Regions from separate parts of the Homo sapiens genome. Here region 2 is linked to region 1. A link is an interaction called in ENCODE POLR2A ChIA-PET data of the cell type or tissue named here. Cell type or tissue: Panc1. All regions are shown on one strand. Links, peaks and the distances in the headings refer to the core of each region. The heading gives the core; the rest is flanking DNA.

Region 1 (2,896 bases), core at 84-2,583:
GCGGTGGCGGGTGGGAAGCAGTGCCAAGGACAATTCCTGCTCTCCCAACATAGGCTTTTGAGGGGAGGGAGCGCCTGGCGCATGGGGGCACAGGGTAGCCGGCACTGCTGACCTGCACTCTCTCCCCAGGAGCACAGAAAATGGTTCTGCCCCCTCCACAGCTCCCACAGACCAGAGCCGGCCACCGTTGGAGGTGAGTCGCCCGCCCCTCGTGCTTCCCGATCGTGTCAGCCTTGCTCGGGGCCCCGAGCGCCAGCCTGTCCCCACCTCGCCTCCCCGGCTCTCCCTGCCCGCACGGCGGAGGAAATTTTTCCCTCCAGGGGCCCGGGCCAGGGATTGGGGCGGCCCACGCTGCTTGGTTGGTTTCTTGGATGAAAGCGAAACTTCCACCGAGGCATCTCACACCAGCGGGGCAGGCTCTGCCCAATTCCTGCCTCCCTGTCTGCGTCTCCCTCCCACCCGGCACCCAGCAGGGCCCGTCTTGCTTTCTCCTTTGTCTTTGTGCCCTAGCGCCCCCAGCAGACTGCACGGGCCTGAGCCCCCGAGGTCACGCCCCCCTCCTCTCCCCAGCACGTGGACCAGCACCTGTTCACGCTGCCGCAGGGCTACGGACAGTTTGCTTTCGGCATCTTCGATGACAGCTTCGAGATCCCCACGTTCCCTCCTGGGGCGCAGGCTGACGACGGCAGGGACCCTGAGAGCCGGCGGGAGAGAGACCATCCGTCCCGGCACCGGTACGGCGCCCGACAGCCCCGCGCCCGCCTCACCACGCGGCGGGCCACCGGCCGGCACGAAGGCGTCCCCACGCTGGAAGGGTGAGGGGGCCCCGGGGGTGGCCGCGAGGGCCCCACGCCTTGAGGTCGGAAGTTCTGGCGCTTAGAATCCAGCACGGGTTCCACGGAAACGTGGCATCATCCATAGGCTCTCTGGAGAGGCCGCCCGGCCAGGCCCTCCAGCCCCCTGTGACTCCCCACACGGCCCTTCGGAGACAGAAGTATGCCGGTTCAGGGTGTGTGGGTTGACCACAGAGTGGGGCACCGTGTGCCTGCCAGGCCCACGTGCTCTGGAGACTGCTGTCCACACGCGTGTCGTCAAACGCTGTCCAGGCCTTGGGCCCAGAACAGAGCCTGGGGGAGCCGTCGCAGGGCCCCACTCCTGGTGGAACGGAGCCTGGGGGAGCCGTCGCAGGGCCCCACTCCTGGTGGAACGGAGCCTGGGGGAGCCGTCGCAGGGCCCCATTCCTGGTGGAACAGAGCCTGGGGGAGCCGTCGCTGGGCCCTGCTCCTGGTGGAACAGAGCCTGGGGGAGCCGTCGCAGGGCCCTACTCCTGGCGGTTGATGCTTTTATGGTTGTGTGTCTCACCTGCTGGAAATGTCATCTTTAAAAGTGGCTAATTTTGCCAGGCACGGTGGCTCAGTGCTGTATTTGCAGTTCTCTGGGAGGTCAAAGAGGGAGGATCTCTTGAGGACAGGAGTTTAAGACCAGCCTGAGCAATGTAGGGAGGCCCCATCTCTAATTTTTAAAAAGTAGCTGAGGCTGGGTGAGGTGGCTCACACCTGTAATCCTAGCACTTTGGGAGGCCGAGGCGGGCAGATCACTGAGGTCAGGAGTTTGAGACCAGCCTGACCAATATGATGAAACTCCGTCTCTACTAAGAATACAAAAATTAGCCAGGCATGGCGGTGGGCGCCTGTAATCCCAGCTACTCAGGAGGCTGAGGCAGGAGAATCACTTGAACCCGGGAGGCAGAGGTTGCAGTCAGCCGAGGTCGTGCCATTGCACTCCAGCCTGGGCAACAAGAGTGAAACTCTGTCTCAAAAAAAAAAAAAAAAAAAAAAAAAGTAGCCGAGAGTGGTGGACCTCTTCTGTGGTCCCAGCTACTTGGGAGGCTGAGGCGGGAGGATCGCTTAAGCCCAGCAGGTTGGGGCTGCAGTGAACCAAGATCAAGCTGCTTCTCTCCTGCCTCGGCATTAGAGTGAGACCCTGGCTCATAGTAAAATAAATAAATAGAAGCTAATCTAGAAGCTGATGCTGGCCCTGCCCTTGGTGCTCACCACGGACCTGGCAGGCCTGGCGCCTCTCCTGTGCGTGGGGCGGCCTCACCCCGTGACTGGCGCTCTCTTTTCCAGGATCATCCAGCAGCTCGTCAACGGCATCATCACGCCCGCCACCATCCCCAGCCTGGGCCCCTGGTGAGTGGGTGGGGGTGCCTGTCCCCATCCCCAGCCTGGGTCCCTGGTGAGTGGGTGGGGGTGCCTGTCCCCATCCCCAGCCAGGGTCCCTGGTGAGTAGGAGGGGGTGCCTGTCCCCATCCCCAGCCTGGGCCCCTGGTGAGTAGGAGGGGGTGCCTGTCCCCATCCCCAGCCTGGGCCCCTGGTGAGTGGGTGGGGGTGCCTGTCCCCATCCCCAGCCTGGGCCCCTGGTGAGTGGGTGGGGGTGCCTGTCCCCATCCCCAGCCAGGGTCCCTGGTGAGTAGGAGGGGGTGCCTGTTCCCATCCCCAGCCTGGGCCCCTGGTGAGTGGGTGGGGGTGCCTGTCCCCATCCCCAGCCAGGGTCCCTGGTGAGTAGGAGGGGGTGCCTGTCCCCATCCCCAGCCTGGGCCCCTGGTGAGTGGGGTGGATAGACGCACCTGCCCCAGCTGCCCGTCAGCCACTTGAACCCCACCTTCCACCTCCAGGGGAGTCCTGCACTCAAACCCTATGGACTACGCCTGGGGGGCCAACGGCCTGGATGCCATCATCACACAGGTACAGCGTGGCCACGGCCCAGAGTGCCTGCTGGGGGAGGGCTGGGCTGCCCACCCCTGGGAGCTGCCCCACTGCCTGGACCCACGAAGCCCCACAAAGGTCAAAGGGGATGCGGGCACAGCCTCCACGCTCTGGCGGGCACAGGGGGC
Region 2 (2,824 bases), core at 325-2,824, 98 kb before region 1:
AGGAATTCCCTAGGCCCCATCCACATAAAAACCCATACGAGGGGGCCGGACTTGGTGGCTCACACCTGTAATCCCAGCACTTTGGGAGGCCGAGGCGGGCGGATCACTTGAGGCCAGGAGTTCGAGACCAGCCTGGCCAACATGGCGAAACCCCGTCTCTACTAAAAATACAAAATTTAGCGGGGTATGGTGGCACGCTATTATAATCCCAGCTACTTGGGAGGCTGAGGCAGAAGAATCACTTGAACCCAGGAGTTGGAGGTTGCAGTGAGCCGAGATCACACCACTGCACTCCAGCCTGGGCGACAAGAGCAAAACTCCAACTCAAAAAAAAAAAAAAAAAAAAAAAAAAAAGAACCGCACGAGGCCGTCAAAAGACCCAGGCCACCCCGAGAGATGGGGACGCAGAGGCCCTCAGGCGCCCATGGTCCTCCTGGATTCTTAGTCAAGGTGCAGAGGCCTTGCTGGGACTGTGGGGAGCCCAGCATCTGTGGGGAAGTCGGGCCACTGGGCCTAGCGCCGTCTATGAGGGCAGGGAACACAGCTGAGGGGGCAGGGACTTCAGTTCCCCAGGCTGGGGCTCTGTCCTGACCTACGCCAGAGGGGCTGCTTGTGGAGCCCCTCTGAACCTCAGTCTCTTCTTCGAGTAAAAAGGCCCCCAGCTACGAATCCAGCAGGGCTGCTCAGGAGGGGGGTGCTTTTTTTGTGTTTTTTTTTTGAGACGGAGTCTCGCTCTTGTCACCCAGGCTGGAGTGCAGTGGCACGATCTCGGCTCACGGCAACCTCCCCTGTTCAAGCAATTCTCCTGCCTCAGCTTCCCTAGTAGCTGGGATTACTGGCATGAGCCACCACGCCCAGCTATTTTTGTATTTTTAGTAGAGACAGGGTTTTGCCACGTTAGCCAGGCTGGTCTCGAACTCCTGACCTCAGGTGATGCCCCCGCCTCAGCCTCCCAAAGTGCTGGGATTACAGGCGCGAGCCACGGCGCCTGGCCAAGATGGGGGTGTTTAAGGACAAATCTGGATAAAGGGCCCCCAAAGGACAGCGTGGCACCTAACGCTGCTGGGTGTGTGAAAGCTCAGGGTGCGCGGCCTCACGGCGCCTCCCACCGCCGCCTCCCGCCACCCCCTTCACGTCCTTTTCTCCCTGGCTTGTAGATAGGGAAACGGAGGTACGGAAAGCTTAAAATCGCGCCTCAGGAATGGCGGGGGTTTAGGCTGGAATTGGAACCTGAGTTCCCTCAGCAGTGCTCTCCACCACACTCACCACCTCATCGGGGAAAACTGAGGCCCCAGCAGGGTGGAGGCTGGATCGCCCATGAGCTGGGGGCACTGTGGAGACGTCCCACGCCCAGGCTGAGGCTGGCCTCCCACTCAGGGCTCCGAAGGCCTATTTTATTTTATTTGAGACAGAGTCTCGCTCTGTCGCCCAGGTTGGAGTGCAGTGGCACGATCTCAGCTCACTGCAGCCTCCGCCTCCCAGGTTCAAGCGATTCTCCTGCCTCAGCCTCCTGAATAGCTAGGATTACAGGCGTGAGCCACCACGCCCGGCTAAGTTTTTGTATTTTTAGTAGAGACAGGGTTTCAGTATGTTGGCCAGGATGGTATCGATCTCTTGACCTTGTGATCCGCCCACCTCGGCCTCCCAAAGTACTAGGATTGCAGGTGTGAAACACCGTGCCCGGCCACGAAGGCTTATTTTACAGATGGGAAAACTGAGGCCCAGAGGAGGCAGCGACTTCTCCAAGACTACAGCGTGAGAGAGTGGGGCTGGCGGGGCAGCACCTTCCCGTGAGCATGACACTGGTCTCTACAGACACCTCCTCCCCAGGCCTCCTGTGTATTTCCCAGGGGCCGGCTTCTCTACAGAGCTTGTGGGTGTCCAGGGGACCCTCTGTCATCACCCAGGGGCTGTGAGCCCAGCAAAGGGAGGAACAAAGGACAGGACGGGGCGGCCGCAGAACCCGAGGGCCCCCCGGGAAGCCAGTCCTGCCCCCCCACAGCAGCCCCTTACAGCCAGGCCTTACCTGCACAGTGGGGATTCCAGCGCCTCCCACCACCCCAAGGCGCTCAGGGTGAGCGGGTGCAGGCAGGTGAAGCCAGCACACCGCAACCCTGCTCAGCCTCCCTTTAATGGCTCAAAGGCCGGCAGGCCCCACCCCCTGGCCTGGCCACGCCTTCCTCGCCAGGTTGAAAGGCAAGAACTCCAGGAACTGGGGCTGTTCACGCTGTTTATTTGCTTCTCTGGGAAAATCAAGAACATCGGGGGCCTCGTCACACACCAGAAGCAGAGGGGGTTATAGCAAGGGCACTTCAGCGAAGGCTCGCGGCTCGAGGGACTCAGGCAGACTCCAGGGAGGAGGAGGGGGTTCCACGGCTGACGCCCAGGTCACCCCCGAGAGGGCCTCTCCTCCCAGCCACCCAGGGGCAGAGCGGAGGCAGGGACCCAGGCTCCCATCCGAGGTGGCCCCTGTACCTGCCCTGCCGAGGCTGCAGGTGGTGACTGGACCAGGAGGTGGCCTGAGCACTGGGCACCAGGCTGGAGGTCCCTAGGGCAGGGACCAAGTTGGGGCCTGGTTGTCCAAAGCCAACGTGTGAGACGGTGTCTGTGAGAATGTGCACGAATGTGCCTCTGGGGACGAGTGTAGCTGCCCCCAGGAGGGAAGCCCCTTGCCACTTCCAATGAGAGGGGGCTGGGGGCAGGCTCACATTGGTCTGGGTGGCAAATGAGGGTCTCCTGCTCCAACCCAAGAGGCTTCCTGTCCCAGGCTGTGTCCCTCCCTCCACTGCCCGGACGTGCTCCAAGCCCAGTAGAGCTGGCAGGT

The links. Peaks named below come from ENCODE experiments on the same cell type or tissue, not always from the same donor. Only the 100,000 strongest peaks of a DNase experiment are listed, where the experiment ranks them.
Region 2: POLR2A ChIA-PET joins it to region 1 with 14 read pairs; 16 of 35 experiments call an interaction of 5 or more read pairs at or near these places.

Annotation. Positions count from the first base shown.
Region 1 is chr19:649,530-652,425 of GRCh38, reverse strand. It overlaps RNF126 (ring finger protein 126), which reads left to right. Exons shown (of 9, transcript NM_194460.3): 3 at 130-193; 4 at 571-815; 5 at 2,130-2,192; 6 at 2,678-2,747. Among named protein-coding and RNA genes, the nearest start is that of FGF22, 11 kb to the right of the region's middle. In Panc1, for the core only: no CTCF peak of the experiment used is centred there; no DNase peak of the experiment used is centred there.
Region 2 is chr19:747,719-750,542 of GRCh38, reverse strand. It overlaps PALM (paralemmin), which reads right to left. Exons shown (of 9, transcript NM_002579.3): 9 at 2,214-2,824. It also overlaps a transcript of MISP not described here. Among named protein-coding and RNA genes, the nearest start is that of MISP, 2.0 kb to the left of the region's middle. In Panc1, for the core only: no CTCF peak of the experiment used is centred there; no DNase peak of the experiment used is centred there.